Linked DNA regions of Mus musculus: region 1 is linked to region 2. The links are chromatin loops, found by intact Hi-C in ENCODE. Cell type or tissue: left cerebral cortex. All regions are shown on one strand. Links, peaks and the distances in the headings refer to the core of each region. The heading gives the core; the rest is flanking DNA. Region 1 holds the start of Gm39440 (a long non-coding RNA gene). Region 2 overlaps Cep112 (centrosomal protein 112).

Evidence for each region. Peaks named below come from ENCODE experiments on the same cell type or tissue, not always from the same donor. Only the 100,000 strongest peaks of a DNase experiment are listed, where the experiment ranks them.
Region 1: it touches region 2 in a loop (8-fold over the local background); 2 of 42 quality-filtered maps call a loop at or near these places.

What each region holds. Positions count from the first base shown.
Region 1 is chr11:109,212,760-109,228,519 of GRCm38, reverse strand. It overlaps Gm39440 (a long non-coding RNA gene), which reads left to right and starts at 8,990. Exons shown (of 2, transcript XR_880276.2): 1 at 8,990-10,024; 2 at 14,935-15,105. It overlaps Rgs9 (regulator of G-protein signaling 9), which reads left to right. Exons shown (of 19, transcript NM_011268.2): 18 at 916-1,394; 19 at 2,744-3,165. The coding sequence ends at 2,894. In left cerebral cortex, for the core only: a CTCF peak has its summit at 6,662 (motif pointing right); DNase peaks (open chromatin) are centred at 6,675 and 8,869.
Region 2 is chr11:108,441,850-108,457,609 of GRCm38, reverse strand. All of the region lies in intron 4 of Cep112 (centrosomal protein 112), which reads right to left. Among named protein-coding and RNA genes, the nearest start is that of Cep112, 24 kb to the right of the region's middle. In left cerebral cortex, for the core only: a CTCF peak has its summit at 7,637 (motif pointing left); a DNase peak (open chromatin) is centred at 7,618.

The sequences.
Region 1 (15,760 bases), core at 4,346-9,345, 770 kb before region 2:
GTTTCCCCTGCCCAGTCTGAGGGGCTACCTTGGCAGGTGCTAGGATTCCAGCCCCTAAATCTTTGCCAGGGTGGACACAGGTGGGTGTGGTCTCAGGCATGGAGGCTCAGCAGGGCACTGGTTGCAGGTCTCCCCATTTGCACTGGCTAGTTAAAGTTAAACTGTTGATTAAATGTCTTTGGGTAGGGATGGCTCCATGGGAAAGCATTAGCCTAGCATGGTTGAAGTCATGAGTTCAATTCCCAGCAATGCACACACACACACACACACACCAAACAACAACAAAATAGTGTCATATGCTCCAGGTCTGAAGTTATGGTCATCAATGAAGAGATGTCCTGGGGTAGGAAGGACAAAATGCATCTGGAGACTTGATTTGAGGGGTAATCAAGTTTAGCTTGGTTACACTCCAGCATCGCAGGACTGGAAGAAGGTCAGTTTGTGGCCGATGGATCCTGGCAAGAGGTCTTTGTATGGCTGACTGTGTCACTGTCACAGGTACCTCAGGGTAACCTTTTCAATCAATCCCTCCAGGAGGTGTCCAGAAAAGATCAACATCATTGGGAGGAGATTGATTTAGATGAGAATACTCTGTAAGGAAATCTGGTTAGATGAGGATAGCCCATCAACCCTGGTAGCTGGAAGGAGATTGGATTAGATGAGATGTAGCTTGTAAGGAGCTTGAGTTAGATGAGGATAGCCCATCAGCCCTGGCAGCTGGAAGGAGATCAGATTAGATGAGATGTAGCTTGTAAGGAGCTTGAGTTAGATGAGGATAGCCCATCTTGAATTAGATGAGGATAGCCCAACAACCCTGGTGGCTGGAAGGAGCTCGAGTTAGTTGAGGTTAGCCTGTCTGCCCTGGTGGCTGGAAATAAGACTCCTAACTGAACTTCCTTTTTTCCTTTCCCACAGCCAGGTCAGCACTTGGCTCCCAGTCCTCACCTGGCCGTGTATACAGGGACCTGCGTGCCTCCCTCTCCCTCCAGTCCCTTCTCACCATCCTGCCGCTCCCCCAGGAAGCCCTTTGCTTCCCCGAGTCGCTTCATCCGGCGGCCCAGCATTGCCATCTGCCCCTCGCCCAGCCGAGTGGCTTTGGAGGGTTCTTCGGGACTGGAGCCCAAGGGGGAAGCCAGCTGGTCTGGCGCCAACTCTGGGCCCTCAGTCACTGAGAACAGAGAGCCCTCTGCAGACCACTCAAGACCCCAGCCCAGGGCCCCTCCCAAGGCCCGTGCAGCTCTGTCCCTTGGCAGGTTCCTGAGACGGGGCTGTTTGGCATCACCAGTTTTTGCCAGGCTCTCACCCAAGTGCCCCTCTGTGTCACACGGGAAGGTGCAGCCTCTGGGGGACATGGGCCAACAGCTGCCCAGGCTGAAACCCAAGAAAGTAGCCAAGTAAGAAGCTGAGGGCCTGGTGCTGTGTGCATGTGGACAGAGGGTATGGGTGTGGGTGGGGACTGTGGCTTTGTGGTGATGACAGAGACATGGGGATGAAGTGAGGATTGTGGGGACCAGTCACACGTAGCCTAACCATAACCCTAAGTGAATGAATGCCACCCTCAAACCCAGTCCCATCACCTCTCCCTCTTCCGTCGATAGGAAAGAGGCAGGAATCTTATTTCTTTATCTGACCATTCTCCTTCACATACCTGCCTCACCCCAAGACTGCTAGTCAGGTAAATCCACTGCATTTGCAAAGGGCCCCAGCACTAACCACAGGCCATCACGTCCCCAGGTCATGATTCCCCAGGGACTCCAGCCCTTTCTCATACCATAGGTGTCATAGCCTCCTTGCTCCTCACTGACACCTGCCTGCTCTCCTGAAAGTCCTCAGAAAGATACTTGTCCTTGTGGTGGCTTAAGATCACCGGTGTCAGCTTCCAAGTCTGAAATCCAAGAACCCCGAGTGCCCAGAGGCAGCCACTGTGTGCACTAGAGGCCTAGAGGAGTGTTTGGGAATGCCAGGAGCCTCAGCTGAGAGGCGAGACAGTCGACACAATCCTACATTTGGCCCTACCTGGGTCCAGAGAAAGAAATGGTATGCAGGAGCCTTAGGTTGCTATGGAGACTCAGAGAGGGCGATCTCTTCAGTGCAGTGAGTATGGGGACAGCAGCAAACATTGGCTACTGTCCCCTTCTTGCCTGTGTCTTGAAGGAGGAAGAGGAGGAGGAGGAGGAGGAGGAGGAGGAGGAGGAGGAGGAAGGGAGTTAGGCTCTGTTGCTTCAAGAAATGATCAGGATGAGATGGTTGAGTCTCCTCAGCCGGCCCTGCTGGGAGAATGTTCTAGCTCTGCGGCTACTGTCCCACTTCATATGAGGGTACGGGGTCTTGAAAGGGCTTCCTTTTCACTGTCCCCAAGGGACAGTTTAAAGGGGTTGAGGATTACGTGCTGGCATGCCAACACTACAGGGGCAGGCTGAAGTAATCAAAACCATAAAGACTGAAAAAGCAAAATAAGGCGTATTTGGGATTGCCTTTGATTCAACAGAAAAATATAAATCACAGTCAAAGGAGTCCCCAGAGCCAGTGGCTGCACACGACACTCTGGGTCAATGTCTGTGGCATGCTGGTCCTTGGGACTGTCGGGATCATGTGGGCGTGATTACCTGCCATCCCGCGATCACGTGGGGGGGGTGGTGGTTAACTGCGATCACGTGAGGGGATTACCTGCCATCCCGCGATCACGTGGGGGATTACCGACCCTTCTGCTTCTTTACTGTTTCCTTTTTTTGTGTGTCTGAAGCTTTTTCCAGATCAAAATGGAAATGCCTACAGACAGTGGGACCTGCCTGATGGACTCGGATGACCCCAGAGCAGGAGAGTCTGGTGACCAGACCACAGAAAAAGAAGTCATCTGCCCCTGGGAGAGCCTGGCGGAAGGGAAGGCGGGCTGAGCAGGGCCTTGGGCCGGGAAGATGGTCCTGGCAGACGCCATCAGACGTGGGGCACACTTGCTCTCAAGCCCAAGTGCCCAAGTGCATTAGGATAATATTGGAAGACTGGAAAAAGCGAATGGGGTGTTGGGCAGGGATGTGTGCTCTGGCTGACTCCCAACGGCCACCTTTCCCCTTTCCCTGCCTTTCCCTTGCTTGGCCAGACAGGCATGTGGGCCAGAAGATATCCCTTGCTGCCTTAAAAACAATAAAAGGGTCACCTGGAGAAATTTCTTGGACTGGGGGCACTGGCATATTCCTGGGTTTGTTAATGTTCATAACCTATGACTTGTGAGTTAAACTCATGTCTTCAGTTTTGTGGGCGAGGGGCACTGAGTCACTTCAAAGAGTTCCCTCCCTGTATGAATTGATTTGGGCAGGATGATTTCATTAATTGAGTTCCACGGTGGCAGTCCCTCAGGGTGGCATTGCCCAGAAAGGGTAGTAGCTAGGCCAAGGGTCACTTGGAACACTGTATTCTCTAAGAAGTTCAAAAGACAGGGTTTGTTTGGGGGAAGGTAAAGCATGTGGCCTGCCTGCCTTCCTTCCTTTCTTTCTTTCTTCCTTCCTTCCTTCCTTCCTTCCTTCCTTCCTGCCTGCCTGCCTGCCTGCCTGCCTTCCTTCCTTCCTTCCTTCCTGCCTGCCTGCCTTCCTTCCTTCCTTCTTTCCTTCTTTCCTTCCTTCTACCTTTCCTTTCTTAAATTTATGTGCACATGATGGAACTCTATGTTGGTGCGTGCACACTTGAGTGCAGGTGCCTGTAGAGTCCAGAAGAGGGCGTTAGCTCTCCTGGATCTGGAGTTATAGGCATTGGTGAGCTGCTTCACATAGGTACTTAGAACTGAACTTGGGTTCTCTGGAAGAGCACCAAGCCCTCTTTACTGCTGAACCATCTCCCCAGGCCTTCACCACTCCCATTGCCTTGTCAAAACACCAGCCAAAAGCAACTTAAGAAGGGTTTATTTTGCCTCACGGTTTGTAGATGCTTGTGCTGGAGACATTACAGTGGCCAGAGTTGGAGGCAGCTGGTAGTATCGTATCTGCAGAGAGAGCTGGATGGTAGCACTTAGTGCACCCTCTCTTTCTATTTAGTCCAGGACCCCAACAGTGGTGGCACTGTTTATATGAAGACCCATATTCAGGATGGGTCTTCCTTGTTCAGCTGCACTTCCTTGGGAAATGGACAGATGCAGCAGAATGCTCTCCATCTAATAGACAGTGTGGGTTAACCATCCCAGAGCAGGGCCTGGTTGAGAAGAGAAGGGCTGGTGGTCTGATACAGGGAAGGGTCAAGTTCAAGAGTGTCTTGGACAGGCCACCAGTAGGGCATCCTCAAATCAAAATCTTTGTTCAAGAACTCATGCGGGGCCTGAGAGAGGTCCTACATCTGTCTTCAGCTGTGCACAGTCACTGGCTGGGACGTTCAGGGTTGTTGGAGGGACCTGTGCTGCAGCAGCCATCTTCAGTCATCGGTTCCTTGCAGCAGGGGTGGGAAACACTTATGTTCCTCATCTACTGCACCAGGCTGGAGGTGTGGACCTAGTATGCTCTGCTCGCCTTCCCCATAGGTACTCATCCAGCAGATATTTGCTGAGTCCCTACTGGGTGCCTGGCACTGTGCCAGGTCTGAGGAGATGACAGTAAGATGCTCCATGGATTCATCTAACGGTTCTCAACCAGGTCAATTTTGTCTCCCCCTGTATGTTGGGTGGTGCCTAGAAACAATTTTGAAAGTCAAGATTGGGGCGGGAAGTGAGCCTTGCTACCAGAAGCCAGTAAGTAAAGGCCAAGGATGCTGTTTGATATCCCACAATGCTCCAAACTCCTAACTAAAGACTATCTGTCCAAAATGTGAGAGGCAGCACTACTGAGAAATCTTGGTTCTTACTGGATGGTGAGGAGGGGACACCATAGCACAATCTCTTTGTTCCTCTTCCCAATATGACCATATTGAATAAGTCTCCTTTTTTTAAATTACATTTTTTTTCACCAGCAAAAGAAGAAAAACAAACAAACAACAACTTGGGAGTTTGGGCTTGACTTTGGTTTCTGGCAGCCCTGAAGCATTGCCTCACTGGGTCCTCCAGGGATTGTGGTGGGATCTGACCACATTGTGGTGGACAGAGACTCAGAACTAAATGCAGAATAAAACAGTTCTTGACCTCACATGGGAAGTCCTTAAAGGAGAAGAACTTTTCCTGAGGTTTATTAAGCCACTCATTACGTTGTTTCCTTTTAACTTTCAAGTGCACCTGAATTCAATTAGCAGATAAGAGCCCCAAACTGGCTTTCAGTCTTTGAGAGCTTATCATATGTGAGACATAAAGAGTGGGGCTGCTCAATAATCTTTCTGCACAACAGAAAAATATTCTAAAAATGAATATTGGTCAGGTGTGCGAGCAAAACCTGGGCCTGTCAAGTATGACAGGATAACCATTAATGCTCCATCTCTTTAGGGGCATTGCTGACTTTAGATTCTACCAAATCTCTACCACCAGACCCACAAGACAGTCACTCCTTGCCTTCTGTCATTAAAATCGTGGAGTGAAGGAGGTGGAGCGGGTTTATTTCATGCATGGGTTTGCAGAAGCATCTTAAAATGTGATTGTAGGTGAGGCCAATCCAGGCCCATAGTCTACCCATAGTCTAACCAGTGTGTCTGGAAACAAGGGGACTCGCAAGTCTAGATGTGGATATCTGTCCTTACAGGACAATACTTCTAAGCCTTCACAATCCTGAAGAGAATGAAGCCATTCTGGACCCCCAGGACTAACCACAGAAGGCTCTGGAGTCCACCGTTTGTACTGGTAAAGTCTAGTATAAAGTTCAGTAATAAACAGACCTCAGAAGGTAGGAAGCGGTTCATGTCTGAAGAGTTTCCATCTCAGACATGTAGCTCGCTGTCCAAAGACAGGAGGGTCCAGGACAAGTAGGGTCAAAGGAGAGAAGATACTCAGTGTGTGTCACGTTGACAAAACACTAACCAGCACAAATGGCTTTTCACTAGCTTGGGCTGCATAAAATCTCAACACACCCCGAGAGAGGTTCCGAGTCTCATCCCAGGAGTGGGGCTGCTCTCCTTGCTCTGGAGTCGGCTGGGGAACTGGATCCCTGATGGAACGCAGGGTCTGACTTTTTTCCAGCTGGGGAAATTATTCCACTTTGCTCATCTCTGAGCTATGTTGTGTCTGGAACTGCCTGGGAGCATATAAATGGTCCCTTCGGTAAACTTAGGAGAGGGTAGAGAGGATGAGTTTGCGAGAGACTTCTAGACCTCCATCTTGGCTCGGCCTGCCCATTAGGGGACACGTGGCTGGTACCTCTGGTGTGTTCTTGCTTTTCAGGTCACAGCACAATTAGGGGAAGAGTTTGATCTCAGCAACTAATCCCACTTGCCAGAGTCTAGAGAGATGCTTGTTTTCCTGCTCGTGACAATTACAAACACGGCAAGTTTCTCCAGGGACCCCTAAAGCGATTGCCCCTTTGCCCTCTGGGTATGGGACCTTTGGGCGGCCCATAGAGACCTCTAAATTCCTTGAGCTGTGTGGACAGTGTGCTTATTTGTTAGAAATAAGGGGACTATAAGGAGTCTGTGGTGGCCATGTTTTGGGGTCTCTAGGTCCTGGATGGATCATCTGAGGAGGGTGAGGGGAATGGGGATCCTTAAATACGTCTGACTCAGAGGCCCAGCCTGCCACAGTGGTGTCTGTCCTCACAGTTCCACCAGAAGAGGGAGTCTCAGGCTCACAGATCCCCTAACTCTTAGAGGCTGGGACATCTCCAGGAGAAAGGAAACTTCTTCCACCCTTGCCCAGTAGCGTCCCAGCCTTGGAGAGTTGGGTAGTGTTTCTTTGTATCCAGCAGGAAAACCCTGTACTGAAGACCAACAGAGTTCTCATTCATGGTTGACTTTCCAGCCTGAGGGCTTCATGAGCTCTTCTGTTGAGAAAAGAAGCTGGGGAATTGGGAGAGCCAGGTCACCCAGGCCAGCACAGGGCAACAAGAGTTGCTTTTCAGCCTCTCAGCTGTTGGGAGGGACTCCCTGTATAAGTAAGAGAGCAGGGTGGGGGCACTAATCTATTCTGTTCTTGGGGAGGAGAATTCAGAGTCCCTGCCAAGCCCCTGCATAGGGGAAGTTTATGTACACAGGCGCTCTGGCCACATGTACATATTGCATCTATCTGCCTGGATGGAATATCAGTGACTCCCATGTGTGGGAGTGTGTTTCTGTGAGCCTGGCCGGTACTGGCCTCAGCAGGGACTGTGCAGAGCCCAGTGAAAAAAGAAGAGACCAGAGAACCCCAGAAGATAATAGTTCCTTGGTGGTAAAGCTGGGGCCTAGATGCCTTTGGTGAGCATGAGCCAGAGAGTCTGAGAAACTCACTGATGACACGGTAGCTGAGGTAGCTGAGGTGGCTGAGGTGGCTGAGGTAGCTGAGGTAGCTGAGGGAACTGAGGGAGCTGAGGTAGCTGAGGGTGCTGATGTAGCTGAGGTGCTGAGGGAGCTGAGGGAGCTGAGGGAGCTGAGGGAGCTGAGGGAGCTGAGATGCTGAGGGAGCTGAGGGAGCTGAGGGAGCTGAGGTGGCTGAGGGAGCTGAGGTGGCTGAGGGAGCTGAGGGAGCTGAGGGAGCTGAGGGAGCTGAGGGAGCTGAGGGAGCTGAGGGAGCTGAGGGAGCTGAGGGAGCTGAGGGAGCTGAGGGAGCTGAGGGAGCTGAGGTGGCTGAGGGAGCTGAGGTGGCTGAGGGAGCTGAGGGAGCTGAGGTGGCTGAGGGAGCTGAGGGAGCTGAGGGAGCTGAGGGAGCTGAGGGAGCTGAGGGAGCTGAGGGAGCTGAGGGAGCTGAGGGAGCTGAGGGAGCTGAGGTGGCTGAGGGAGCTGAGGTGGCTGAGGGAGCTGAGGGAGCTGAGGGAGCTGAGGGAGCTGAGGGAGCTGAGGGAGCTGAGGGAGCTGAGGTGGCTGAGGGAGCTGAGGTGGCTGAGGGAGCTGAGGGAGCTGAGGTGGCTGAGGGAGCTGAGGTGGCTGAGGGAGCTGAGGTGGCTGAGGGAGCTGAGGGAGCTGAGGGAGCTGAGGGAGCTGAGGGAGCTGAGGGAGCTGAGGGAGCTGAGGGAGCTGAAGGAGCTGAAGGAGCTGAGGGAGCTGAGGGAGCTGAGGTGCCCTGGGATTCAGCTGATGTGACCCTGTGCTTGTGTGGCCCAGTCCCAGGCAAATGACAGTTATTGTCTGCATAGAATGCATAGGAAAGAAAGGTTGTCAGCAGTCATCTACTGACTTCTATCCCCTCAACTCTATGTGTAGGTAGTTATCATGCAGTCTTGTTCAGCAGGACTTGGTCTCCGGGAGTTAGGAAGTTGGCCACTCACAGATTGCAGATTCATTGAAAGAGCCCCTCATGAATTCCCATGAGCATGCACTTATTCCTCGCTCTAGTGTGGGACAATAGCATCACTGCCCTTATGCTGCAGATGTGACCTCACCACCCATCGGTAATAGAAATTCTCCAATGTCACAACTGCCTGAAACCCCAGCTCTAGGGGATCCAGCACCCTCTTTTGGCGACTGAGGATACCTGCACACATATAGAAAATACACACACACACACACACACACACACACACACACACACACAGGGGTGGGGCGGGAGAGAGAAAGAAAAAATAAAAATAAAAATAAATCTTTTAAAAAATTCCTTAAGCAAGGCATGGTGGTCTGGCAGAAAAGCAGGGAAGAAAGAAGACAAAATACATACATAAAAGAAGCGAAATTGGAAACCCTTCCCCACGCATGAGCAAAAGAAGCTGGAACACTATACAAATGCTGCATAAAGGTCCCAGTCAGAGAGGTGGGAGTGTTGCTGAGTTTCCAATGTTCTCTTTCGGCTCTCATCTGCTCCCTTTCCTCAGAAGCACCCCCTCGTCATACTAAACTGCACTGGGTTTTACCACTCTCTGTAGATCCTTGTCTAATTGTCTCAGGGAACAAGACGTGAGAAATCCCAGTGGCTTCCCACCAATACTGTGCAATCTTACCTCCAACTGTGATTCATGGCTGTGGTCCTAGCACGTGGGAAACTGAGACAGAAGAGTTACCACGAATTTGGGGCCAGCCTGGGCTATGCAGCAAGTTCCAAGCCAGCCACAGCTATACAACGAGACACTAATTTTCAGAATAAAACTTCCTAACGTGAGTGACTGTACTGAGCCATGAGCCAAACTAGATTAGGATGGGCCATCAGAGTACAGCCTGGAACTTTATCTGGAGGGAAGAAGTCAGACACACGGTGGCTAGGAGGCTGTGGGACAACAGACACTTTGATTTCTCTCGTCTTCCACAGTAACTTCCTGTTGTTTAACACCACCTCTTTCGGGGTGCTTCATTAGGGTGGTTCCAGGAAATGAATGCCGTATTCACGTGGCATTGACATCATCCTTCCAAAGGCAAAGGCTGAGTTGTTACCAAGTTTTTGTGAAAACTAACAATGTGGCAGGCAACAAACATCTCTGTTCTTGCTTCTGTGTCTTCCCAGGACAGAAATTAAAAAGAGAGATCAGGAAGTGAGCAAGAACTGGCTGGGGCCGGGCTATAAAAAAATCTCAGAGCCCACGCCTAGTGACGTACTTCCTCCAGCAAGGCTCCACCTCCTTGCGCTTATAAAACCTTCTTACTCCTTGCGGCCAGCCCGGGACCACATGTTAAACATATGAGTCTATGGGGGACATTTTACACTGAACCCACAAGAGCATCTCTGCCCACAGAGGTGACCCAGCTTCAATGGGGGCTCTGGCTGTGGGTTTGCTGTTGTCATCTCCGGTCCCAACACAGTCAGAGAACCTTCATTATGACATCCGTTACGTGGTCTGTTGTCTGTCTCCCAGAGTGTTGCGTCTTTGAGGTTGGAGACTATAAAGACCCCACGGACGCAGAGGAATCTGTGTTTGAGGAGAGGGAGGGGGCATCTCCATCAGTCTCTTTATTCGGGTTCTGCCTCTGAGGCTGCTGGTGCCTCTCTGTATCTTCCCTAGTAATGGTGCCTCTCTGGAGACATAAATGAGATGCCCCTCCCCTCTCCAGTCAGGCCTCAGATGTCAGCCACAAGGTGAGCTGGCCTACCCTCAGAAAATGCTTCAGATGCCTGGGGCCCACCCTGTCCCTTGTTGTGGGGAGTCTCACCTGGAGAGGCTGGCTCTAGGGCTGCTGAGATTGAAGAGACTGTTCTGTTGGTGACTGCTTAAAATTCACGTTGCCATAGCAGCGTGGCATTAGGCCTTGGTGATCCTGCCTTACAAGGCTTTGATCTCAGGAAAGGCAGGGTTTCTTTTGCTCTTTGGCTGGTTCTAAGGGGACACTGCCTTGGGACCAAGCTTTGCCTTTGCTCCAGGGCCCGAGGATCATCCCAGAAACAGAGAGCGGAGGACAGAGGAGCCGCTCAGAAGTAGCCTCCGCTCTGAGGTTCTAATCTGAAGGAGTCAGCTCGAAACCCTTGAGGGCAAGCGATCAGGGTTGAAGGAAGAAGGGTCAGACAGCTCTGTAATGAGGGGATGTGCACATACAGACTGACGAGAGGCAAGCTCAGATGAGGAGTCTGTGTGGGTTGTGAGGAGCAGAGCTGAAGAAGAGAGAGGTTTATAAATACCTGTGGGTTAGCTCAGCAAGTCTCAGCGTCACTAATCATCCAACCCTGGTGGAGAGATGGCTCGGTTATAAAGTTTAGAGTCCTAGCACCAAGGTAAAAAGCTGGATGTGGTAGCATCCGTAATGCAGACTCTGGGGAGGCAGAGACACCAGTGTCAGCCTCTGGTCTCTACATGAATGAACAAGTGCACACATGAGTACAGAAGTCACACACAGGTACATAGGCATACACACACTGACATACATGCACGTATACATACAGACACACACATAGACACACACATATAGACACACACATGCACACACAGAGACATGCACACAGACAGACACAAACACAGAAGACAGACAGACAGATACAGAAACACACACACACACACACACACTGATACACATACACAAAGACACATACACACATGCACACACCAACACACATGCATACACACAAAGACATGCTGAAAAGACACACTGACATGCATATATACAGACACAGACACTGACACATGCACATGTACAGACATACACAGACACATACAGAGAAGCACAGAGAGACAGACAGACAAACACACTGATTTATTCATCCATCCCATACTCATTAGTTAAGGACACACTGTGTGATCAGTAGTGGGGGGGGGGGGTGCAAACTGGCTCTCATGATTCTGACCCTAACCCTCAAGGACTTTTCCATAGCCTGGAGAACTAAAGTGTATCCTAGAATGATACAATACAGAGTAGGATCATTTGCTGGGAAATATAGCAACTCAGAGTGGGGAACAACACCCTGGTGAGGCTGGAGTCTTTACAGGCAAAGTTGGGTTGACATATCAATTACATTGAGAAGAGAGGGAGGCCCTCTGCTTATTCAGAACCATTTGGACTGGACTGGACAGGTCACGAGGAGCCACAGAGGGCTTTGAGCCACACAATGGCTGGTTGGAGCTGTACTTTGGAAGAATGAAGCAAGAGCAGATTGAGGGAGGGACTGAGAAGCAAAGAGACAGTTAGCTCAAAACCGCCATAGAACCAAAGATGGAAGGGACCAGGTGCCGAGACAACCCTAGAGAGGAAGATGCAGGTGAACAGGGTGCGTACTGTGGGCTCTGTGAGCATGGCTCACAGGAAAGAATGAAGTCAGGCGGGGGTGGGGTTGGGGGGACGAGACTGAGTCCTGGTCCACTAGGGAGCGGTGCTGCCCTTCTAAGGGCTCAAGAAAACAGAGAGAAGGAAGTTAGGGAGATTAGAGTTTGTGACCCTGAGCTAGCAGATGCTGAACTGGCTTCCAGGATGGAAGATAAGGCTGGCAGATCCTTGTGGGACACTGAAGGACAGAAAGAATGGAGGAGAGTCACCGGAAGGTTGTGAGGAACTGAGTAGTGATGCACAGAAGTCAGATCGTGAGGAAAGTTGGTGGGGAAGGCCATGGAGGAGAAGGTAAGAGGTGAAGGATAGAGGCTCACAAAGATTCAGTCAAGAATCACCCACTCAGGCCTTGCATGACAACTCATCTCCAGTGGAAAGGATGTCAAGGGGCTGATGATAGAAAAGGCGATTGGTTAGGCACACCGCTGTCCTGTAACCTGCTGATTCCTCCCATTGCCTTGGTACAAGCGGGGAACTGGCAACTCTGCCAGGGATCCTTCCCCCTTCAGGTGAGGAGCATGGCAAGAAGGCGGCTTGCTTTCAGATTCCAGAATACTAAGTACCGACTTGAAGGGAAGTTAACATCAGAAGGGACCTGGGAAAGGGAGAGGAGGGGCAACTATTATGAGTTTGGTTAAGTGGCCTGGAAAGATATCTGCTAGAAGACCCATTTAAGGAAAAGACATTCTGGACCCAAGGAGAGGAGAGCCATTGGGAACACTCTTAAGGGAAAGCCATGCTCGCTGACCTGCAGGGTTGCTGCCCTGTCTCCAGCTACCATGCTGAGACTGGATTGTGAAGGTGAAGTGGAAGTGGGGATCAAGCCAAGAGGCTGCCAGATGCCAGAGTGAGAGATGACGACGATGATGGTGGTGATGATGGTGATGTGACAGACAGGAGGGTGAGTGAAGGGGCAGGGGGTGTGTGTGTGTGTGTGTGTGTGTGTGTGTGTGTGTGTGTGTATGTCCATATGTACCCATGGATATGGAGGACAGAGGACAACTTCAATTGCAATTCCTCAGTTGTACCTCACGTTGTTCGTTAAGAGAGGGTCTCTCATTGGACTGACGTTTGCCAGGTAGTCTAGACTGTCTAGGGTGCCCAAGAATTTTCCTGGCTGTCTCTCTAGTGCTGGGATTGCAAGCATGCACTGCCACACTGGGGTTTTCGCATAGGTTATGGGGGACTGAACTCAAGTCTTCATGCTGGTGTAGAAGACAGATGACCGGCTGAGCTCTTTGCGCTGATGTGGAATCCCTTGGTGAGTTATGGGATGCGAGCATAGGGGAGGTTGAAGAGTAACTCCACAGTTTGGGGGAGGATCAGAGAAACAGACACACTTGATGGCACGGTCCCTTGTGGCTGGTGGGAGTGGGTCAGAAAGAGCACTTACTGAGAAGGGTAGATCAGGTGTTCCCTGATCTCCTGACATGTAGGTCTCTAGTATATACCTAGTAGACAACTTAGTCTAGGGCTCAGGGGAGTCTTCTAGAGTTGAGTGCGGATTGGCTAGAGAGTCTTTAAGGATGTCCTGAGGCACTCTGTGGAGGCCAGAGAGCACCAGCAAAGAAAATTGAGAAGGAGCAATAACGGATAGGGGGGTGGGGAGGCACAAGAACAGAGCACTGGAAGCTCAAGAAGGAAGTGTTTCACAGAGAAGAAAGTGATGGCTATGTTCAACGCTCTTTTAAATTGTTTTTATTTTTTAAAATTTATTTTATGTATGTGAGTACACCATTGCTGTCTTCAGACACGTCAGAAGAGGGCATCAGATCCCATTACAGATGGTTGTGAGTCACCATGTGGTTGCTGGGAATTGAACTCAAGACCTACTGGAAATGCAGCAAGTTCTCTTAACTGTTGAGCCATCTCTCTAGAACCGCCCCTCCCCCATTTTCATTTTTTTATGGCAGGGTCTCATATGTCCCAGGGTGGCCTTCAACTCACTATGTAACCGTTGACTTTGAACTTCTGATCAATGTTGTTGTGCCCATGTGTAAAGATTATCCTTCTATCATTCAAAAGCTGCTTTCTGTGCTCCCATGTCTGGTTGCAATCCTTATTCTAAGAATCTCCTCTCTCAATGTTGTGTAAGCAGCGCTCCCTAGTTATTTCTGATTGGTCAATAAAGCTAGTTGATCAGCCAATGGCTGAGTAGGGGAAAGAATAGGGCTGGACTTCCTCTCAGCCAGGGAAAGGGGCAGGAGAGAGAGAGAGAGAGAGAGAGAGAGAGAGAGAGAGAGAGAGAGAGAGAGAGGAGAGGAAGGGAGAGAGAGAGAGAGGGAGAGAGAGGGAGAGAGAGAGAGAGAGAGGAGAGAGAGAGAGAGAATATGTAGTAATTATCCAGGGGAAGAGAGTCCAAGAGATACAATTAGAAAAATACCTGTAGCAGAGAAAGCCATAAAATGCAAATACCATGGGAATTTTGGCTGGGAGAAGGTCAGATTAGTTTAAAGGATTAAAATAGAGTCATACTTCTCGGTTGTTGTGCCCTTAAAGCTTGATAAATAAATATACTACTCCAGTCTTAATTATTTGGGAGTTAGCAGGATAAGAGGAAAACTGTAACACTTTTCATAAAAACCTACTAACACTCTGGGCTCTTGTGTGCTGGGATTACAGGCAGTCACCACCACAGCAGATGCTCAGGATTGAATCTAAGGTTTTCTGCATTCTGGGTAGGGATTCTATAAACTGAGCTATGACCTTAGGTCTGTCCAATGCTTTTGATAGGTTAAATAAGGTGTGGCTTTGCTGACGTAGAGGGCACTGGTGGCCTTGTTAATGGCAGTTGCAGTGGACTGAGGGACATGCAATGGTCAGTGGACTTTTTGATTTAAGAGACTGAGAGGAAAAGAGAAGATGGGCCATCAAGAAAACTACCAGGAAGTTTTGAGAAGCAAAATGAGATCATTGCCTACAGGGCTGTGGAGCAGGAGAGGTTTCAAGGTGGGGGGGAAAAAGTAGCTTGCTTGAATTTGGTGGGAAAGATCCAATAGTTGAATGTGAGATGAAGCTAGAGAAGGAGAAAAAAGAGGGTGGGTAACCATGACCCTTGCTGTGTGAAAGGGAATGAGACCTTCTGCAGAAAGGGGGACGGGCTTCTGTCGGAGCACGGAGAGATTGCCTTCAGGAAGAAGGGAGGGGGCAGAGCTCACAGGCATCTCTGCAGAGAGCCATGTGATACTGGAGCAGAATCCTGGGAGAGCTCTCTTCTGGTGGCTTCTGTTTCCTCAGAGGGGAGACGTGAAGAAAGGATGGCTGATGGTATGAGAAGAGAGGATATGTAGGCGAGTCTTGGAGGAAAGGAGGAGTCAGAGTGAACATGGTGAGTATGGGGGCTGCTTGGGAGTATCAGGGATTCACGCGCAGTTGGAAAACATGCGCTTTTATTCTACGGGATGACACTGCTGTGTCAACAATTTCCATAGGCAAATGCCTTGGCCCAACTGCAACAAGCGCCACTCATCAGCAGGGGACACATTCTAATACCATCAGTAGATATTGGGCATCATGGACAGTATCACTATACCCTCAATACATTGTTTTATTCTATATATGTTATATACACTGTGGTGGTTTGAATAGGCTTGCCCCCCCCATAGGCTCATGGGTTTCAATGCTTGGCCACAGGAAGTGGCTCTATTAGTGGGTGTGGCCTTGTTGGAGGAAGTGTGTCACTGTGTAGGTGGGCTTTGAGGGCTCCTTTGCTTGGGCTGTGCCAGTATGTGGAATCTAGTCTCCTCCTGGCTGCCTGCAGAAGTCAAGTCTCTTCCTGGCTGCTTTCAGATCAAGATGTAGAACTCTCATCTGCCTGGATGCTGCCATGCTTTCCAGCCATGATGATAATGGACTAAACCTCTGAAACTGTAAGCCAGCCCCAATTAAATATTGTTCTTTCTGAGAGTTGCCTTGGTCATGGCGTCTTTTTATAGCAGTGGAAATCCTGAGACATACACCTAACATGACATTTCAATGAATGGCTTCCCTTTGGTATATGTAAAGGGCATCACTGTGCTCACAGGTTGGGGTCATTAGAAGATAATGGTTATCACTCCCCTTC
Region 2 (15,760 bases), core at 4,745-9,744:
CTGCCTCTGCCTCTGCCTCTGCCTCTGCCTCTGCCTCTGCCTCAACATCCACCTCTCTCTCCCTCTCTTTCTCCCTCTCTCTTTTCCTGTAGAGAGGATGTAGCTCTAGCTACTGCTCTAGCACTATGTGTGCCATGCTGTCAACCATGATAATCATGGACTAAATGTCCAGTTAGTTGCTTTCTTTTATAAGAGCTGCCTTGGTCAAAATGTCTTTTCACAGCAAAAGAACAGTGACTAAAAACGCAGGTAATCTTGAAGAAAAAGACAAGGCTACAAATGGTAACAAAATCTCTGGAATTGTTTTAAAGCCACACTACTTAAAGCACTACAGCAATTTTACTTTGTCTCCAAGGTGATTCTAGATCCTATAAAATTGAGGAAGAAAACCAACATTGACCTGTGACCTCCTCATGCATGCAAACATACATACATGTATGGATATACATCTGCCCACACACACAAACACACAAAAGACACAAATCTTGTCCATAGCAGCAGGTAGAGCTATAGCTCAATCAATAGTGGAGCACATTTCCAGCAGGTAGTAGGACCTGGGTTCAATTCCAAGCACTATAGCATTAACATAAAGACAAACAGAAAAATCTACAGGTGAGAAACAACCCACACAAGTAAAATTCCTTGATTCCAAAAAAACAGCATTAAGCACAGCAATGAGGAAAGAATAGCTTTTAAAAAAACAATTCCAGATCAAATGAAAATCTCTGTGACAACTCAGGAGATTAGCTATGATCCCTACCCCATACATATATCAAGTCTAAACTTATCACATATCTAAATAAAAAAAGAAAAACCAAGATAGTTTCTAGAAAATATCACAGATAACCATTCCCATGATCTCAGGGAAAATCTCAAATACAACACAAAAACAGACACCACTAACAAAACTACATCCCACGATGATTGTTCAATGGATAGTTTAATACTCTCCCTTAATGTAGTTGAATAATTAGGCTATGGGGACTCTATGCCATGAGTTGGTTTGTCCTTATAGTAGGAATAGATTTGCTATAAAACAGCAAGTTTAGATCCCCTCCTTCTCTCTCTCTCTCCCCCCTCCCTCTCTCCTTCCCCTTCTTACATTCTATCACGGATGACATAGCAAAGCAGCTCTTTCAGGGTGCCAGCATCTTGACATGACATATGTCAGCCTTCCAGAATTGTAAGCCAATAAGTTCTGTTCCTTACACTATCTAAGCAAACACGGTTGGTCAAGGCAACATCAAATGTAGTAAGAAGCTCCCCCCATGAAGATGAAAATGCAGCTGTCAAGATTTAAAGGAATTTGTGTTTGGTGTGGTGTGGTGCGGTGGTGTGGGTGTGCACATCTGCAGTACACACACGTGCCAATGCAGAACTGGCATCAGGTGCCTTCCTCTGGTGCACACCACCTTATTTTCTGAGGAAATGTCTCTCAGTGACCTTGATCTTACCATTGACTACACTGACTGGCCAGCAACCCCCCAGGGGTCCATCTGTGTCCACCGCCATCTGTCTCCCCACCACAGCACCCCATGGTGTGTACATTACAACACTCTCTACAAAAACCTGACTTTCTCTGGACAGGTGCTAGGGATCAACTCAGCTCTTCATGATGATGCAGCAAGTGCTTTACCATGAAGCCATCTCCTAGGCCCTGATAGGTCCAATTATCATATCCAACAAAACCTTCATAATCTGAATTAATAAAGACAAATAAACAGTAGGAAAAGACAATTTTTATGTATAGAATAAAAGTAAAGCCTGGAGCAAGAATTTCACAAAAAGAGGAACTTCAAATGATAAACATGAATAAACTGTTCGATGTCTTTAGGGAGAAAGGACAATGATAACTGAAACTACATGTCCACAACTCCAAAACTACTAAAGTTAAAATAAAAACTAACAAAGTATGAGCAAGGATGAAAACATCACAATGTTTCAAATCCTGCTAGTGGAACTATAAATCATTATGACACCTTAGAAAACCCTTTGGCACTATCGAAGTCAAAATACGACCCAAAGCATACAGGCAGACAGGAACTGGAAAGACTGGAAAGGAGTGTTCACAACAGTACTGTCTGTAGTAAATAAAAACTAGGAATAATCCAAATGTTTAACAATGAAGAGCAAATATAGAGAAACAGTGATATATTCACAAAGTAAGAAAAGATCCATTGCCAAGTATAACAACTCAGAGCAAAGGGAGCTAGAAACTAAAATGAACATATTATATGAGGGTTTTTGTTTGTTTGTTTGCTTGCTTGTTTGTTTGTTCTTTAAAGTTCAGATGCTGGGCTGTGATGCCGCACACCTTTAATTCCAGCACTCTGGAGGCAGAAGCAGGCAGATCTCTGTAAGCTCAAGGCCAGCCTGGTCTACAGAGAGAGTTCTAGGACAGCTAAAGCTACACAGAGAAACCATGTCTCAAAAAACAAAACAAAACAAAGAAATAAGAAAACAACAAAAAAAATTCAGACTAATCTCTGGTGAAATAATGCCAGTAGTGCCCACCTTTGGAGAACCAGTGATATATGACTTCATGCAGTAGAGGGGTTGGTCAGGACAGCTGTCTGTGATCTGTGTCTTGGTCTGGGATGTAATTGTATAGAAGTTCTCATTTTGTGAAACTTCATCAGGCTTTATAATGTGATGTGTCACTCTGCATGTGCATTATATTCTGTGTGCCCTGTTGTATATGTACACTTTGGTCTTAAAAGTTTACTGAGATAAAGAAGTAACTATAGATAAACTCTTAAGGTGACTAATCTGAAAACAGTAAGAAACAAATCTCAATATATAGTGTATGAGAAGAACTGACGAGGAGGAGATTGGAGGAAAGGGAAGAGGGAGTTTAAAAGAAGCAAGGACAGGATTAGCATGAACACAGGCCAGTGTTTTCCTTCCTCTCAGGGCTAAAGAGTCAGAACATGCTGTCACTGGGCTTAGAGCAGAGCAGTGTTAGCTCTTCCATTCCTCTGGAAACTTCCAAGGCATGTGGATGGTACAAACTGGGGCTTATATACGTGGCACAGCTGTAAGCCACAGAATTACCTGAATTACAAGTGATCAACAGCTATAATGAGTCCTAACTTTAGATGCATGTCATTTCATTCATCTGAGTAGCTGTCTAATATTATCATACACCATCTGCTTCTTGAATATACTGCAAAATAAAAATTTACTACAAAATAAACAGCAACAATTTTTAATACAGTATTTAATACATCTGAATGAATCTGGAAGCATCAAATAACATTTTTATAAAAAGTAGCCACCAATAACATGTGTATTTTAAAAGTTTCCAAGAAAAAGTTATTAGAAATAAAAAGGAAAAGCTAAAGTTAAAAAGTAAGATGCTTCACCCCTCACTGAAGACTATGACCTGTGACAGATTCTGGGAGAGAAGTGTCACTGTTCTTATAGTAATAAGAAAAAGCTACGAGTGTTAGAATGAGTGATAGCCCACTCACAGCCTGCCAGCAACCAGGAATAAACTTAATGGCTGCCTCAGGGTTAGACTGCGGTGAACAGTAAAAAGTAAACAGACACTGTGACCAAGGCAACTCTTCTAAGGACATTTAATTGGGGCTGGCGTACAGGTTTAGAGGTTCATTCAGTCCTTTATCATCAAAGTGGGAACATGGCATTGTCTATACTGGCAGGAATGGTGCAGTAGGAGCTGAGAGATCTACAACTACATCTTAAGACTGCTAGTGGAAGACTTGCTTTCAAACAGCTAGGATGAGGGTCTTAAAGCCCATGCCCACAGTGACACACCTACTCTAACAAGGCCACACCTCCTAATAGTGCCACTCCCCGAACCAAACATATAGAAATCATCACATTCCTCTCCCTGGCCCCCATGAGATTGCTATATCTAGCCATTGCATAATAAAGAAGTGCATTGAATCCAGCTTCCAAAGTCCCCAAATTCTACAGCAGCCTTAACAGTGTTAAAAGTTCAAAATTCAAAGTCCCTTCTAAGATTCATCCAATCACTTAACTGTTATCCCCAAAGCAATACAGGGAACCAGCCGCGCAAACTCCAAACTCTGTATTTCCATGTATGATGTCAAAGTGATCTTCAGATCTCCACTCAATTTTCATCTTTGTTGACTGCAACAAATTTCTTTTTCCTGGGCTGGTTCCACTCCCTGTTAGCAGCTTTCCTCTGCTGGTATCCCACAGCTCTGGCATCTTTGACATCTTTGAGTCTCCAAGTCAACCTCTGCTTCACAGTTTCTTGTTCCAATGTCTGGGATCCACATATGATCTCTTGTGCTCCTCTAAAGGTCTGATGTCATTTCTTCAGCTCTGCCCTCTGTAGCACTCTAAGCTCAGGTTGATCCACTCCATTGCTGCTGCTGTTCTTGGTGGTCATTCCACGGTACTGGCATCTCTAAAACTTTGGTGTCTTCCACTGCAACTAGGCTTCACCAGTAGCCTCTCATAGGCTCTCTTCATGGCACCAAGCCTCAACTCCTTTGCATGACCACTTCAGTACTGGGACATCAACTACAACTGAGGTTGCACTTTCACCAATGGCCTCCCCCTGGCCTTTTACAGTGCAAAGTCTCAGCTGCTCACCATGACCCCTTCATGCCTTCAAAACCCTTTCCATGTGGGTGACTCTTACTCATCACCAAGTACTGCTGCAACATGAGGTTTAACCTTAGCTATCTCTAGAATACAGCTTCTTTGTCCTCTCAGAAAACACTTCCCAGAGTTCACCTCAGTGATTCTGATCTCTTTTTAATCACCACTAATTTCTTAGCTCCAGCTAATCAGCATCAATTGTCCCAGTAGTCCCTTCTGTTATGGACTCTAAAGCCAGAGACATGTGGCCAAAACTGCTGAGTTGTGCTGCATGCTGGGGCTGGAACATGTTCCCCCTTATCCTATTACCAGCTTTGTTTTCCAACTTCCTTACTGCCTAAGCTTGGCTGCCCTGGAACTTGCTCTGTAGATTGACCTTGAACTCAGAGATCTGCATGGCTCTGAGATTAAAAGTGTGTGCCACCATGCCTGGACTTAAGCTTTTCTTCACTAGAACTTGCTCTGTCCCAGGCTGTCCTTAAAAATCAGATATCTAGTTGGCTTTGTCTCCTGGGATCAAAGGTGTATACCACCACACCTAGATCTAATCTTAGTTTTGTGGGATCCTACTCCAAAGGCCCACCCCCTTAATCTGTTATCTTCTAGAACACAGGATTCAGCTCCATTTTACTTCCTGGTGCCCCTTCAATACTTGCACCATATATTTTGTATTTTTCCTTCCTCAGCTTGCTCCTTTGCATTAAAACACTCTTTGTAAGAGTGAACCACACAACAGAATTTGTACTAGGCTGTCTTGAGACTTTCTTTTTCAAAGAAATTAATCTAAATCTCTTAAACTTACACTCAGGCAGACAAGGGCAAAAATCAGATACATTCTTCACCAAAATACAACAAAAACAGTCTCTATGCCACATACTGAAATTCTTCTGCACTGAAATCTCATAGGCCGGGTCTGCAGAGTTTGAATCACTCTCATCACACAGTCTCCCATATTCTTTTTAGGATAGACCATTAAGCCCTACTTAAAGGATTCCACTGTTTTCTAAAGCTAAAGTCCCAGAATCCCCATTCTTCCAAGCAAAAGCATGATCAGGCCTATCATAGCAATACCCCACTCCTGGTACTAATTTTGGTCTTAAAATTTTACTGCTGTGAACAGACACCATAACCAAGGCAACTCTTACAAGGATATTTAATTGGGGCTGGCTTACAGCTCCAGAGGTTCAGTCCACTAGGCAGGAGCATGGCAGCATCCAGGCAGGCATGGTACAGACAGAGCTGAGAGGCTGAGAGTTCTACATCTTCATCTGGAGGCTGCTACCAGAATACTAGCTTCCAAGCAGCTAGGATGAGGGTCTTATAGCCCATACCCACAGTGACATACCTACTCCAACGGGACCACACTTCCTAATATGCCACTCCCTGGGTCAAGCATATACAAACCATGACAGTAGCAAAGAGAAAAATCATCAAGATAGGAGGAGCCTGTTGTTAAAATACATTTCAGCAAAAGGGGGAGGAAATGAAGGAAAGAAATGAAGGCTAAAGATAACTAAAATCTCAGTATTTACAAATATAAAACTGTCAAAAGATGCTTAGCAAAGTCAGAATATAACCTGGTTCCATAAATATATTTCTTGTTCCCTATGTTAAAACAGCTTAAAATACAAAGTACCTTTGACACACCTTTAAATTAGCATGTTTCATTTTTGCTCTGGCTTACAATTCCCAGTTGCCTTAAAATTAAAGCTTGTAATACATGTGTAAGTATAGCTGCTTTTTCAATTGTTATAGAAAAAATTTTTAAAAAACAATATCTTAATGGAAGAAGCTTGTTTATAAGAAAAAACAATGTTATAAAGCTTTTTTCATTAAAAAAGAAGCAAAAGAAAAATATGACAAAATCTGACTTAGTTGGGGAACCTAATGCATGAGCACATTTCACAGCTGTTCTGTCTCAGGGACTAGTTACTGCCACTTGCCTGCACTGGTAAATCCTCAGCATGACATTTAGCTTATTCATAGTGAGAACTAATGAGAAGTGATTTGATGATTACGGGACAGTTTTCACTACTTGTTATCATAGCACGCTTATAGCAAGAGCTAAACAAGATACCATCAAAGGTGTAGTCAAATATCAAAGTATTCATATTTATTCAATACCAGTTGTTTTTTTCTCAAATAAATTAACGAAAGGCTGTCTTTTTGTTAGGGACAGGTTCTCAGAAGGCAGAGAATGACCAGTGAAGAGCAACACGGCACTGCTCTTGGGTGATCATCAACATAGGGGACATCCAAGAACAGCACAGAAGCAGACAAAAGGTCTCCCCTCACCTAGCCAGCTCTTATCACAGAACCCAGTCCTAGAACTCATGCCCCCACACTCTACCTGGACAGAAAAGATGGCAGCAGTTCTCCACACAGCTCAAGCTCTGTGATGGCTCAGCAGAAGACCCAGGTCTACAACTGCAGTGTCCGTCATAGTGATCACTGGTCTCATACAGCCATTTATAGCTACCAGAATGCAAAATTTTATAGTTCTCAGCCTTTTGGACAAAATTAAGCACAGAATGCAAAGTCAAGCTCCTCAACCTCATTTCAAGTGAGTAACAGCCATGGTGAGAAACACACACTGCATTGGAAACACAGCTACAGAACGTTACCACTCTTACCAAAACAAAACGTCTATTGGCCACAGCTACAATCAAATGTATCATTGCCCAAACACTGGTGGCACTCTTAGATGACTATTCCTTTATCAATAATACATAAGAGCCTCCACTATGTGAATCCTAGTCACACTCATGCCAACAGTCATAGATTCTCTAAGAAAAAGGGTACTTACTAGCTTCCTGCCAAGTCCCTACTCCCAAATCAGGCGACAGAGTATTTATAGTATGTCATCTCACATAGAATGGAGTTTGACAAAGAAAAATATTCCACTGCTATTTTGGGGTAACAAAGACTAAAAAACCAAATTAATAATCTTCAAATAAACAAAACAAAACAAAAATGTTCAAATAGATTAGGCAACAAAGCATGTTTTCATTGTACTCGAGCGCCCTCTGCTGGATGTGCTGGTAACCTGCATGTGCAAAGGAAATTCTAGCTACACTGGGAGACCTTTTTAAAGGGCACAGAGAATATCAGCTTTCTACCACAATACATTCCTGAAAACCACATATGAAGAGGATCATTGTAAAGCAAAGCACATTTTCCATAAAGACAAACTATGACTATATTCCTCATTCCAAACTAAAAGCTACCATCAAATAGGCTATGGAAAACCCTCATGAAAGCAAACACACAAAAACTATAGTCCCTTGTAATCTTTTAAAGCAGGGTAATTATTCTCCGAGTCCTTTCTTATAAGCATGAATACATATATAATTTAGCTGACCCAATAAAAGTTAAAAGATAAGTTCCAATTGATATAAAATTAGCCTAAATTTGATACGTTGAAATGTATGCATATCATGTTTCAACAAAGCTACAAGTTTTAAATAATCTAGACTCCTTATAAAATGATACATAAAGATATCTAAAGAAATACATTTTCCCCAATAAACTGAAGTCATCTACAATAGGCAGAAGTGATGTTCTTCCTCCATTGACCATCCATTCAGAGGCCAGATTTTAATAAACTTGAATCCCCTTCAGTCTCTGCCTTAGGGTTACAACTGTGATGAAACAAAACACCATAACCAAAGAAATGTGCTCAGCAAAGGGTTTATTCTATTCAGCTCACACTTTCAAATCACTGTTCATCATCAAAGGCAGTCATAACAGAAACTCAAACAGGTCAGGGACCTGGAGGCAGGAGCTGATGTAGAAGCTATGGATGGATGCTGCTCACTGGCTTACTTCCCCTGGCTTTCGAAGCCTGCTTCCTTATAGAATCCAGGACCACAAGGCCAGGAATGGCATCACCCACAATAGGCCGGGCCATCTCCCATCAATCACTAATTAAGAAAACGTCCTAATATAGCAGCATTTTCTCAATTGAGATGTTCTCCTTTCAGAAGACTTTAGCTTGTGTCAAGTTGATATAAAACTATATATCCAGCGCACCCTCTAACTCTTCTTGTACAGCTTTTAATTGAAAACTTTAAATAATGTAATAATATTTTTATCAAGTGAATTACCTTCACACAGGTATAAAGTATTTTATTCTAAAAAGCGAAGTAGTAAGGCTGAGGGGATAGTTTAGTTGGTAAATTTCACACTGTACAAATACAATAGTTTGATGGTGCATCCCAACCACCACACTAAAAACCTGGAGAAACAACACTGAAATCCCAAGGTTTTGGAAGCAGAAGCAGACAGATCTCAGCATCTTACTCGCCAGCCAGCCTAGCCAAGCAGTGAGCTCCAGGCTCAGCAAGAGACCCTACTTTAGTGAGAAACCCTGTCTCAAAACATAAAGTAGAAAGGGACTGAGAAAGACAGCATCCACCTCTGGCCTCCACATGCACAAACCCACACATGCACATAAACATGTGCATACATCCACACACACATACAAAGCCAGCAAAAGTAATGACCAATGTTTAATTAAACTCTCCAATAAAAAAATAAATGGTATTAAATAGGTATTCTTTCCATCTTGTTCTATCTCCGATTCCAAGTGTACCTTGGAGACAAACTATCAGATAACATCATATTTCACTGAATAATACTCTTTTTTTATAAAGCTTCAAAATCTCTTTCATAGAATTGTAAGAATGCAACCTGTTAGCTTTATCTTCTCTTTGAGAAAGAACATGAAAAAACACAGAAATGACATGAAGTGGTGTCTACACATTCCTCCACAGCTGCACATGCAGGTACAGCACAGCGCACCACACTGTGTTCCTTGTATCCTAGAAAGTGGGACTAACGAATTCCCTTGCATAAACATGCCTACAAATCACCTCTTAAAACCTTTCCCCAGTTTGGAGGCCGGGGATGCAGAACAGTTGATGGAGTGCTGGCCTAGCATGCAGGAGGCCTTGGGTTTGATCCCCAGGAGGTGGGAGCAAGAAGATCAGAAGCTCAAATTCATTCTCAGCTACTTAGCAAGATCAAGGCCAATCCTTGACACATGAGCTCCTGTTTCAAAAACAAACAAAATAAGAACCACAGCAACCTCTTTTGATAGTGTGCAGTTACAAACAGAACCCCCCCCCCACCAGTGTCAATTTACTTTAGTGGAGAATACAAGCAGGCTTCTAGAAGCTGAAAACAGTTGATGACTAGTAGATTTGAGACTCCTTAGGAAGGACAGTCAAACTATGACAAGTGAGTCCTTGAATGAACTGGGACAATGGCCACCATGCCACCAACGGGAGTAGCCACAGCTGATACTCAGTAATTCCTATGTTGTTTCACTTTATCCTGACACTGAGTTCCATACAACCTCATCTTACAACATGATGGCACTCGAGTTTAGAGAAATTAAGTAATTCACCTGAGGACAGTTGGCTGCCAAGTTATCAGAAGTAGGATTTGAACCAAGGCAAACCAGAAAACAACTAAGGACAAAGGAATTTGTCCAGATTTCTGGGGTGGCACCAGTAAATCACAGACAAAGGGCTGAAGAGGTGGCTCAGTAGTTAAGAGCACAGGCTCTTCCAAAGGACACAAGTTCAATTCCCAGAACCTACATAGCAGCTCTTAACCACATATAACTATAATCCCTGGGAATCTGACTGGGGACCTCTTCTGGCCTCTACAGGTACTGCATGCACACTGCACATAAGATATGCATACAAGCAAAACACCCATTCACATATTACCTGAACACTAATTTTTTTAAAAAAACAAATTTTCTATGATTTCTACCTAAGCTATTTGTAGATAAGGGTATCCTAGAAACACAACCCATTCCAATACCAGTCACTGCTGAGGAAGCCCTGTGGGCTCCTGAGGCTGCTTCTACCTCCACAGATACAAAGAAGTGATGCTGTAATCTCCCAGGTTTATATAGAGGAACAAACCAAATAATTAAAAACACATCCAGAACAGTACCTAAAATAGATAAATCGGCACAAATGGCTCTCCTGGCTTCCCTGCTTTAACAAACTAGAAAACAAGTGGGATTCACAATATATGGAATGCTTGCTCATCAGGAAATGTTCATTCTTATGTTTAAGTCTCCACACGGGTTTGTTACATCTACAGACATGTTTGTTATATGGTTAAATGTGTTAATTTCAGCACAAATATTAGAAATTTGTATGCCCAAAGCTCTTAAAAAGTTTAGTATTGTAGAAGACAATTTGACTGTATGTATGTATGCATGTATGTATATATGTATGTATGTATGTATGTATGTATGCAACATGTATACAAAAGGTGGTTTGTATACATACACACAGACACATACACAGACACACACTTACACACAGACACACACACACACATACACACACACAGACATAGACACACATAGACAGACACACACACACAATGTCTTTAAAACACTTCTACACACAAGTGTTTTATACCCCTACGCACTTTTTAGAACTTTATATATCTTAAATATCTTCCCAAGATAGCCCATATACACCATTTTAAATCATCATACAACATATTAAATCAACAAATAATCCCACAATAGAGTCATCTTCTAGGAATCCATTATAGTCTAAAACACATGAAGTGTGTACATCTATTCTTGATACTATAACTGATGAATTAGTATCTTTAAAAGCTGGGCCAAACTAACAGCCAAAGTTGTTTACCTCCATATTATCTCATGGAAATCATATTTTAAAATCCCAACCACTATCCTGTCTGTGTTTTAATTCATACCCATGTGTTTGCTACCTTTGCTTCTTCTGCCTCCTGAGCAAAACCTGGGTCTCTCCACACAGCCTGCAGGACATAGTAGTACTTCCTCTTAGAATCTGAGTGACAAGCTCTTCTTAAAAGGTAGCTGTCTCCACATCACCTTATTAGACTTGATTAAAACAAATCCCAGGTATATTTCAACTCAAGATACACAATGAGCTAGGTAGGTATTAAGGTGTGAATCAAAGCTTTCTTTATAATAATAAAGAATACAATTCTGTATAGTTTTTAAAACTATGTGTCAGTGGTTTTGAGACCTAAGTAAAAAAAAAGAGAGAAAGTTACAGAGCAGCCCTAACACTTTGTAACTTCTTACTCCCATGGGCACAAATGTGAGGTATCCATTTGAGAATAGTATGTGCCAAACTGTCTCTGGATTACTTCTCCTGAGGAAAGTGGGAAAGGAAGAACATAAAAACCCTTGGCTTTTCCTTTTACATACGCTATGCTAAGGCTTCCACAAGTATTCACAGCTTTTTACACTAAGATTAAGTCTGCATCCATCATGTATGGCTACACAAGACTATCAATAACCGAGGAATTTTAAACACTATACACATATTTTCTCATACTTCTGTGGAAGTCTAGGAACAGCAGGGTAGGCCCTCTGTTTATGACCTCATAAGCCCTCAACCGTAATTTGCTGAGAGCTATGTTTTCATTTGGAGACTCAACTATAGAAAGACCCACTTCCCTGTTCCCATGATTCTCAGCATTCAGTTCCCTGTGGCTACATGAATCATGAAGGCTACTTCTTCAAAGTCAACAAAGGCTATGGCAGTAAGGCCATACTGACACATAAGAAAAATCACAGGAATGACATCACCATTGCCACATTCTATTGGTTAGAAACAAGTCACAGGCCCTGCCCATGTCCATGAGGAGGAAATTATACAAAGAATATCAGGAATCAAGTTCTGAGGGCTACCTTAGAGACAACCCATCATAAAAACAAGGCGATTATCAGACCTTGATGTCTATGAGCTCCTCAGAAATATCTTATAGTCATAACCAGCTAAAGTCAAATACAACTAACTACAGTATTTCTTTGGCAAGAAAAAGCCAGATACTAAATACAAAAATGTAATAGCAGAATTTTAATAATAATACCCATTTAGTTCAGTGGGTCTTAAAAGAAAACACGGGTAATAATGTGAATGTTACCCCCCAAAAAATATGAAAAAAGCAATAAGGAAGAGCCTGAAGAGTGACTATTACTGGAGCTTTGAGTGTAAAATACTAAATATACTAATGCATGCTGCATTTGGGGAGACAAAAAGGAAGCATGATAATAAGAGCTAGAATGTGGCCTCGTAATCCTTCTAGGGAGTGCGAAGCGCGGCTGCTACAAGCCTACAAAAGAATAAAGGTAAAGGAAGGTGTCGTCCCTCTGAATAGGGACCCTAACAAAAAGGCTTCAAAAGGACTCTGCATCTTTAATAATATAAAAAGGCTAGGGCACAAACAGCATAATCTAAAATGCCATTAGAAATGCTTCACATACAAAAAGGTCTAAGTAAAGCAGGGTTTTATAAAGTGATCAAAAAAGAAACACTAAGGGGGAAAAATCTTTTAAGATTAAAGAGGTTTTTCAAAGGACAAGTTGAAGTGGCTGTAAAATTTATGAGGCAGCATTAAACTTCAGTTCTAAGTAACAATAAATTATTCACTATAAAAACATACATGTGTCAAATATTATAAGCCTCTTAAACTTTTTAAAACAATTTCTTACAGAAGTTATTAGATGTAGTAGGTCAACATTAACAGACACCAACTTCTTCGTGAGCACAGTGTGACCACTCGGAGGAAAGGAGCAGGCCGAGCCAGAGGAGCCCAGTGAAAGCGGCCTGGTGGGCTCCTCAGTCCCTTCTGAGCTCAGGCACAGCAGAGTCAGCCTTCAAACCAATCTTTGTAACTTTAGCCAAAATAAATATTAGTTTTAGTTTTTAAATGTCTCCAGTATGTAAAATGATAAATATCTGTTAGGTAATATTTGTGTGGATTAAAGCGTAAATAACATTTAAATGCTAAAATAAATCAGGCCATGGTTATTAAAGGAGTGCAGCATACTGAGGCGTGCCTTATGACCCTAAGTGGCCATCAGCCTCACGACACTGCCTTTGGCACGTGCTCTCCGGCTCCTTCAGTGCTGTGTTTCACAGTGTGTACAGGCAGCTTTACAGTGCATGGCTGTGTGTCCCCCACCATTTTCTAAAGTCTATCCTCCCCTCTACACTTTCTAAAAGTTCAATTTTAAAATTCTTTTGAACAATGACATCCGCTACAATACGCCTACCTTAGAAGGTCTTTCTGCACAGTGAATTAAATACGTAGCAGTGACTAATAACCTTCATCCAAGCACACATGTAACCCAACCGAATACAATGACTTGGGAAACTTCTAACATGCTTCCATTTGCTATGAGAAATTGAAAATAAATCACAAATATGAGAAACACAACTCCTACCTTAAGAAACTGGACTCTACCACAAAAGATAGACATTAAGTATTTGCAAAGGGGGGGAGTGCACCACAGAGACATGTGGGGCGCGGCCTTACAGGAAGAAGTAACAGTGTCACCAGAAATGGCTTGGATGCCAGACTTTTGTGAGCCTGTGAGGCTGTGAGGATGGAGGATGGACGGGATTGATGAGAATCAGACAGTCAGCTTTTTATTTGCTTAACGTTTAATCAATAACATGCCTGTAATCAAGTAACTATTTTTCATTAAAATTATTTAAGTTATAGATAGTGGTGATGGTTAATTCATGTTACATGGATGGGATTTGGAATGACACAGGAGATGTTCTTCTAAGCATATCTGTAAAATGATTTCCAAAGAGGCTTAACAGAGGGAGGCTCTACCAGAATATGGGCAGTGCATCCCATGGGCCAGGCTGTTGAGCTGAGTAACAGGGAGAAAGGTAGAAACTTGTCCACATCCGCAGTGTGAGCGACACCTCAGGTTCATGCTAACATGCCTGCCCTGAAATGACAAACTCTAACCCCTCACACTGAACTAAAACAAGCCCCTCCCTCCTTAAGTAGCTTTTCTCAAATATTTTGTCCCAGCAGTGAAAAAAGGTAGCTAATACAGTGGGCCAAAAAACAGATTACTTCTTAATGTGTAGATTTTGTTATGTTTTCATTTTGAAGACAAGTGACTGGGTGGTACATAGATTTGCACTGGGGCTAGAGAGAGTTCAGCAGTTTAGAGTTCTTGCTGCTCTCCCAGAGGACCCTACTTTGGATCCCAGAACCTAAATTGGGTAGCTGACAACTGACAGTTACTACAGCCCAGGAAATCCATCTCCCTCTTCTGACCACCTCCATGGGCACCCCACAGATGCCATACATTCAACAAAGACACACACACATAAATAAAAATAAATCTTTTTTAAAAAATAATATTTTCACTGTATTTTTCTTAAAATTTATCCTGTGGTCCAAAGAAGAAGACGTCCATTCACCTAGGCTCCTGTCAAGCCTAGCCTGACCTGAGTCCTTCTTTGCCACATATCAATCTTCACAAGCATCTGCAAAATGGTACATGGCTCGGCCAACAGCACACACATGCGCTTCTCCCGTACATCTGAGGTACATGGCTCGGACACCAGCACACACATGCGCTTCTCCCGTACATCTGAAACAAGTCATGGGTCACAGCCATAGGACGTCAGCGGGCCACAGGTAAGTGACTGTGCTGCCAAACCCAGCACTTCTGCAAATACATAATGGCCCTTCCCTTCTAGAATTGTTTGAGATAGATAAACAGATAGACAGACAGACAGACAGACAGACATTTCTCTGAACTTTCTGAAAACAGAAAAATACTTTATTTTAAAGTATATTTAAAGAAAAAGGTTCATGCTCACTAACACATACAAAATGTAAAACTCAGTAACAGCACACTACAGTAACAGAGCACCCAATTATAACTACTCATCTATAAGGAATGACCCCATGGCTAGCTTACAGAAAGATTACCAGGTTTTTACACTTTTAGGAAGACCAAAAAAACTGATTGCTAATATTGACAGATCAAAAAAAAATCTTGAAGACACTACTCTTCCTTCATTGCTTCTCTACTCTCGTTTGCTTCCTTTTTCTAATAAAATTATTTCATGGACTCTTTAATTGTGTTCAACTGTTCTTCCCCTTCATGATACCTTAAGTCTAAAGGACACACAACCAGACACACAACCAGACAACATCTACAGTGGATGCACTTCCAATTACAAATAACATTTCCACATTTAATAAGAAATAGATGAAAGAAATTATAGTAGACAAGAAAGTCTGCTTTGTTAATAGAAACGAATTTATAAAATTAAAATTACCAAGAGAATGGCCAGAAGTGAAATAT